2 separate regions of the Homo sapiens genome follow, and region 1 is linked to region 2. Evidence: chromatin loops called from intact Hi-C (ENCODE). Cell type or tissue: B cell. All regions are shown on one strand. Links, peaks and the distances in the headings refer to the core of each region. The heading gives the core; the rest is flanking DNA.

Region 1 (2,912 bases), core at 96-2,595, 60 kb after region 2:
TCTAATATCTAATAGAGATATATCTAATCAGATATAACAACCTCAAGCAAACCCCAAGTTGCTAGGTGCTTAGTAAATTATTTTGTTACACTGAAGGCTGAAAAAGCACAGAATGATTAAATGACTCAAGATCACGTGAGACAATGGGATAAACTGGAACTGAAACAGACTGTGGGGTGCTGGTCTACGCAGTTCACAAAGCCCCCATTGCTGACTAACCACAAGCCCAGAGGGAAGGCACATAGACTACTGTGCCCCTGCTACTGGTTAGGTTTTTCTTTTACACAGAGAAATAATTTGACTTTATCTAGGCTGCTACAAAGCCAATTGTTAACAGAACTAGGATTAGAATTCAGAAGTACTAGGTGTCAGGTTTCTGTACAAAGAGCAATAGTATTCCACTGAAGCACTTCTGTTTCCCTACAAATACAACCTATCTGTGACTGTGAAACCTCAAGGAATTTGTATTGAGAACCGCTGGCGCGAAGCGGGTGATAACGATAAGAACAGGCATTGTGCACAGCTAGAGGAGCCGTCTGTGGAATGCCGATGGTCGTCTCTTGGTAGAAATAGTAAGAAACCTTAGAACTGATCTTCTTCATTCTGGAAGGCATGGAAACAGAGAACAAGCTGGCCACTGCAGAAAGTTGTAAGACCTTTCGAGGCTGGCTCGACTGCAGCTGCGTTTTGCTTGGCTGTGAGTTTGCAGAACTTTGAGGCTTTCGGGGGAAGGTAGCTAAATCTGTATCAGGGCCAAGGGCACCCCTGGGAAAATTAAGAAACACCTTCTCTTTTGAGGTTTAACTCGACTAAAACCTCTCTGATGATTAGGATGGCCTCAACGGAAGCCCACTGGCCAAAAGAACATCGATAGTTCCCAGGGGAAATAAGTCGTGAGGGAAGGAAGGGTCAACAGGAAACCAGGACTCAGGATCCTGGGCAGAGTCGGCTGGTTTCAGCACCGTCTGAGGCTCATCAGGAAGCTCCTCTCTCACCGACCGTGGCTCTCAGCACTCAGGGAGCGCCACTGAGCATGCGTGAGAACAGCCGCCCTCAGCTCGCGGGGGTGTCAGCTTCCTTTGAAAACCCCCTCGGGTCTGTGTGCACAAGGCTCTGAACTAACCCTAGTGGGTCACCACGCAGGGCCCCTTCTCAGCGCCTGCTCTCCGCTCCACGTGAGGGAAGCAAGGGCAGCGGAGAACGCGTCCCACGCAGTCAAGCCAGGGATGGGCCTCGGGCTTCCTTTCTCTGTCCACGATGCCTCTGGAAGCAGGATACGGCCCTCGAGGCGGGCTCCTGGGATTCCTGGGAACACGGGAGGGTGAGCTATGAGCAGGCCGGGGCAGGGCAATCATGGAGACTGGACTTTTGCTCATATGGGCAGAAGAGTGATCAGGAAATTATTCTGAATGTGAAAAGACATGGCCAGCGTGTGACCGGCAGATGTGTATCCTCCAGTGCTCTGGGAGAACGCAGCCCCGGCTGGTAGCCCGGGCCCGTTTCTGTGAGGTCAACACTCACACCACGGCCAATGTCAGGCAAACAACCCGGTGTCACCGAAGCAGGGTTGGTAAGAGAAGCACAGCCTGCCCCAGCTGATCGCAGCGCAGCCCAGGAGGCGAGGCCACCGCCCAGAGGATTCTGGAAACAGCTCGCCGGGGCGAAGACGCAGGCACAGACAGTGCCTTCCGTAGGGTTCCAAGTATGCAAAACCCTAGGGGAAGCCTCTTCTATTTAGTCACAGAAAACAGGTGAGCAGTTGCCTGGAGCAGGGAGAGACGGGGAGGGATTGACAGGAAGGGAGCTCAGGGAAGCTGGTGGGAGTAGAAAGTTCTAGATCTTGATTGGGGTTGCAGTTACACTGGAACACAGTCGTTGTCAAAACTCACTGAAGTGGACCCTGAGAATGGATGCATTTTGCTGTATGTAAGTTATCCCAATAAAGCTGATATTTAAAAATATGTAACACCCCTCCAAGCCAATGCTGATATTGTAAGGATGATTTTCAGTACTGGGCACCGAGCTTCAGTACTGGGCACCGAGCTTCAGTACTGGGCACCGAGCTTCAGTACTGGGCACCAGGGTAGGAGTGAGGTTCCCTGATTTTCAGTCTTTACGGAGCTTTTACCCAGAGAGCTGCAGAGGCAGCACTGGCCAGAATTACTTTGGAACGCACCGTCTGTTTCTTCCTTGTTGCTTTTCACTGGTTAGTAAGAAGATTCACGAAGCTCCTCTGCCTGGCCACCTCCCCCCAACATCAACACACACTGGCACAGGTTCTGGAGGGCATCATTCAGACCCATGCTGTAAACACCCTTTACAGGCTGAGCCCTGAGTCCGTTTCCTCAGCAAAGTACCACAAACAATGTGGTTTAAAACAACGGAAACCTACTTCCTCACTCTTCGGGGGCCAGAGGTCCGAAATCGAGGTGCTGTCAGGGGTGGCTCCATTTGGAGGCTGTGCAGGGAACCGTCCCCAGCCTCGCTTCCCATTTCCGGTGGGGTCTGCAGTTCCTGGTGCCCCTTGACTTGTGAATGCATCACTCCAATCTATGCCTCCGTCTTCACAAACCCTCCGTCTCTGCGTTCTCTCCTGTTTTCATAAGGCCTGCCCTGAATGCAAGATAATTTCACTTTGAGTCCCATAACTAATTGCAACTGCAAAGGCTCTATTTCCAAATAATATAAAATAATATTCCAAATAATATTCTGCGTGAACATGAATTTTGGGAAGACACTATCCAGTTAATAATCATATTAACCGACTCCACTCCTACACGCTGTCTTCAGCCTAGAGCCTCCTGTGGAACTCCAGACGCCGACCCCCACTCAGAGTATTCAGAAGAGTCTCAGATCTGAAGCCAAACTCAATTTCACTCCCCAGACCTGTTCCTCCGACATGTGCTATCATC
Region 2 (2,912 bases), core at 139-2,638:
CTGTTGGATGTTGAGATCCATAACTCTCTGCACAGGTGGAATCCACACAGTGAAGTGGCATGGCCCCCTGACAGATGCCCTGTAGGAATAGACCCCCACAGGTGGGGACAGATGCCCTGTAGGAATAGACCCCCACAGGTGGGGACAGATGCCCTGTAGGAATAGGCTCCCACTGGAGGGATACAGCCCACCCCTCCACTCACAGGAAAAGCTCTGCAGTCCAGCACTGTGCGCGGGAATGTCATGGGGCTACAGACTCTCCCAAACCCCTTGATCTATGGCTTTTTCCCTGGGAATGCACTGTCTTTTCTCCAGGATACCACAACTTTCTGTACACTCTGCCTTCCCTGTGTGCATTTTTAGCCTGGCAAAATGCGCCTATATCTGGGGTGGTGTCAGCTCCACACCGCTGTCTCTCGAGTTCTTTCTGACATCTCCTGGGTGGAGCTGGCAGCCCTCCACTCTGCTCACAGGTGTGCCTGATGCAGCGCTGCAGGCCTGGGGGGTCCAGAGCTTTTAGGAAGCCCTGATACCTCGGCCAGCCCCGGGCGTTCTGGTTCAGTTGGCCTGGGGAGGAGCCTGGGCACTGGTAGGTCTGAAGTCCCCTCATTAATTCTATCAATGGGCAGTCAGGTCTAAGACTCGCCGGGTGAGTGGCTCAGGGCCTGGGCAACAACATCCTGCCCCATCACTTCTTAGCTCTGTGACCTGGGACAGAAGGGGACTTCTGTAAAATGGGGATAGTAAAATGTACCTCGTGGGATTATGGTGGGGATTAAGTAAAATAACACAAAACATTTAGCACAGTATGTCATAAGCATCAGTAAATACTAATTTGCTGTTTTTAAGTGATCACACAATTCTATTTTCATTGCTTACTTCCCCAACCAGATTGTGGGGGCTTTGGGGACATAGTTTTTCCCTCTGTATTCTCAACACAGAACCTGGCATGGGAAGGGTGTCTTATGAACTGGAAGTTGAAAAGTTCTGTTAAATCAAAGGTTGATTATCATTCTTCTTGTGTAGCAGATCCTTTTGGGATCTCCTATGGCTATTCTGTGTGCCTCATTTCGCTTCTCACATCTATGAAATGGGACTTTTCTTGTCCCTTGGGAGGCTGAGGATCACGCGAGTGGCCCCCACCTCCGGGGATGTTTCTCACGTGTCCAGCCCCATCTCATCAAAGGAGCATCCACAGCACTGCACATAGATGGGGTTTCTTCTTCAAAGAGATGAGATAACAAGGGTCTTATTCTTCTCCACGTTATTGTCTCTGAATAAGGAAATGACTCAAAAGGGAAGTGTGGACAGACGGTGAATGGCGAGTCTCAGGACCACGACTGTTTTGCTGCCAATAGCAAGTTCCAGTTTCTTTTCTCCCGTGACTCACTTGCTGTGATGAGGCAGGGGCACCATCATGTCTGAGAGTCATGCAAATCGGCACCGTCAGAATTCTGGCAGATCCAGGAAAGACAGCCAGGAGCTTCAGTTTCCACGGGAGTGATGAATTTCTTGTCCATACGGAGGCAATGCTATCAGCTGGGAAACTCCGTTAGTTGTTTCTCTTTCTAAAATCTACTGGGTGACAGCTAGAGAAAGCTCGTCCTCTGTCTTCTCATAATCATTTCTGCCAGTAATAAAATCAACACTTTCGGTTTATTTAAAGGTCAGGACAATAAAAGGACTCTGCATTTGCCTGTGAGCATGGCTGGGGACTGTGAAATGCATTTCGTGACTCCCAGGGGCTTCCAGAACATTCCACTAAGTACTTGTGAGGTCCTCAAATAATAGCCATCCTCATAATGCCTCTTTAGCGTGTGTGGTAAAAGATACATAAAATGTATCATTCTCATCATTTGTAAGTGCAATTCAGTGCCTTTAAGTACATCACACTGCTGTGCAACCACCACCACCGGCGACCGCCAGAACTCTCCTCGGCTGGTAAAACTGAAACTCTGCCCCATTATATAGCAACCCCCCACTTCCGTTTCCCCGGCCCCAGTCAACAACCACTCTACTTTCTCTCGCTATGGATTTGACCACTCTATGTTCCTCCTATGACTGGAAACCTATAGGATTTTCCTTTTATGGCTAGATTATTCTACTTAGCATGATATCCTCAAGGCTCACCCATGTGACGGCTTGTGTCAGAATTTCCTTTTTGTTGAAGGATGAATGATATTCCACTGCTTGCATACACCACATTTTGCTTATCCACGCATCCATGGGTTACATTCACCTTTTGGTTGTTGTAAATAGTGCTGTTGTGAACACAGGTGTACAAACATCTCTTGGAGACCTAGTTGAGTTCTTTTGCAGATATACCCAGGAGTGGAATTTCTGAATCATATGACAATTCAGTGTTTGATGTTGTGAGGAACTGCCATATTGTTTTCACAGCAGCTGCACTTTTTGCATTCCCACCAGCAGCACACAAGGGTTCCAGTTTCTTCATATCCTCACCAACACTTGTTCTTCTCCAGCTTGTTTGTCTGTTTTTATAGTAGCCATCCTAATGGATGTGCAGTGGAAAAGTGCTTCTTTGAAAATCAGGAAATGCTTAGTATCTTCAGAAACTAAGAAGAAATCTCTGTAGCTGGAACCTGGACACTACAACCAGGCCGACAATAAGTGTACGATGTGGCCACACCACACTCTAGTCCATGAGCTCACAGGCCATCTCCATTTTTAAGTCTTCTTTGTCACTGAAATCGCAGGTTAGAGGACAAGTGTATCCAGGAATTCTGTCAGCATGACCGTGATCAGTGGCAGAGCGTCCTCGTGACAGCTCCATGTGCCATTGGATCATCTCCTCTCATGCCACCAAGCTCTGCAATTAGAACAGGAGCCTGAACCTCCCATTCCATCACACAGCTAAAGAGCAGCAGAGATAAGACTCAAACTGAAGGCCT

Evidence for each region. Hi-C counts contacts between places; a loop is a spot of excess contacts. Peaks named below come from ENCODE experiments on the same cell type or tissue, not always from the same donor. Only the 100,000 strongest peaks of a DNase experiment are listed, where the experiment ranks them.
Region 1: a loop joins it to region 2, with 2.9 times the contacts of the local background. A loop is called at or near these places in 6 of 110 quality-filtered maps.

Annotation. Positions count from the first base shown.
Region 1 is chr6:167,092,326-167,095,237 of GRCh38, reverse strand. No RefSeq gene overlaps it. Among named protein-coding and RNA genes, the nearest start is that of CCR6, 29 kb to the left of the region's middle. RefSeq lists enhancers at 1-32, 1,363-1,732, 1,843-1,912, 2,798-2,857. In B cell, for the core only: no CTCF peak of the experiment used is centred there; DNase peaks (open chromatin) are centred at 147, 1,037, 1,647 and 2,377; H3K4me3 peaks cover 2,500 bases; H3K27ac peaks cover 2,500 bases.
Region 2 is chr6:167,152,117-167,155,028 of GRCh38, reverse strand. No RefSeq gene overlaps it. Among named protein-coding and RNA genes, the nearest start is that of GPR31, 4.4 kb to the left of the region's middle. In B cell, for the core only: no CTCF peak of the experiment used is centred there; DNase peaks (open chromatin) are centred at 1,258 and 1,868; H3K4me3 peaks cover 1,484 bases; H3K27ac peaks cover 2,166 bases.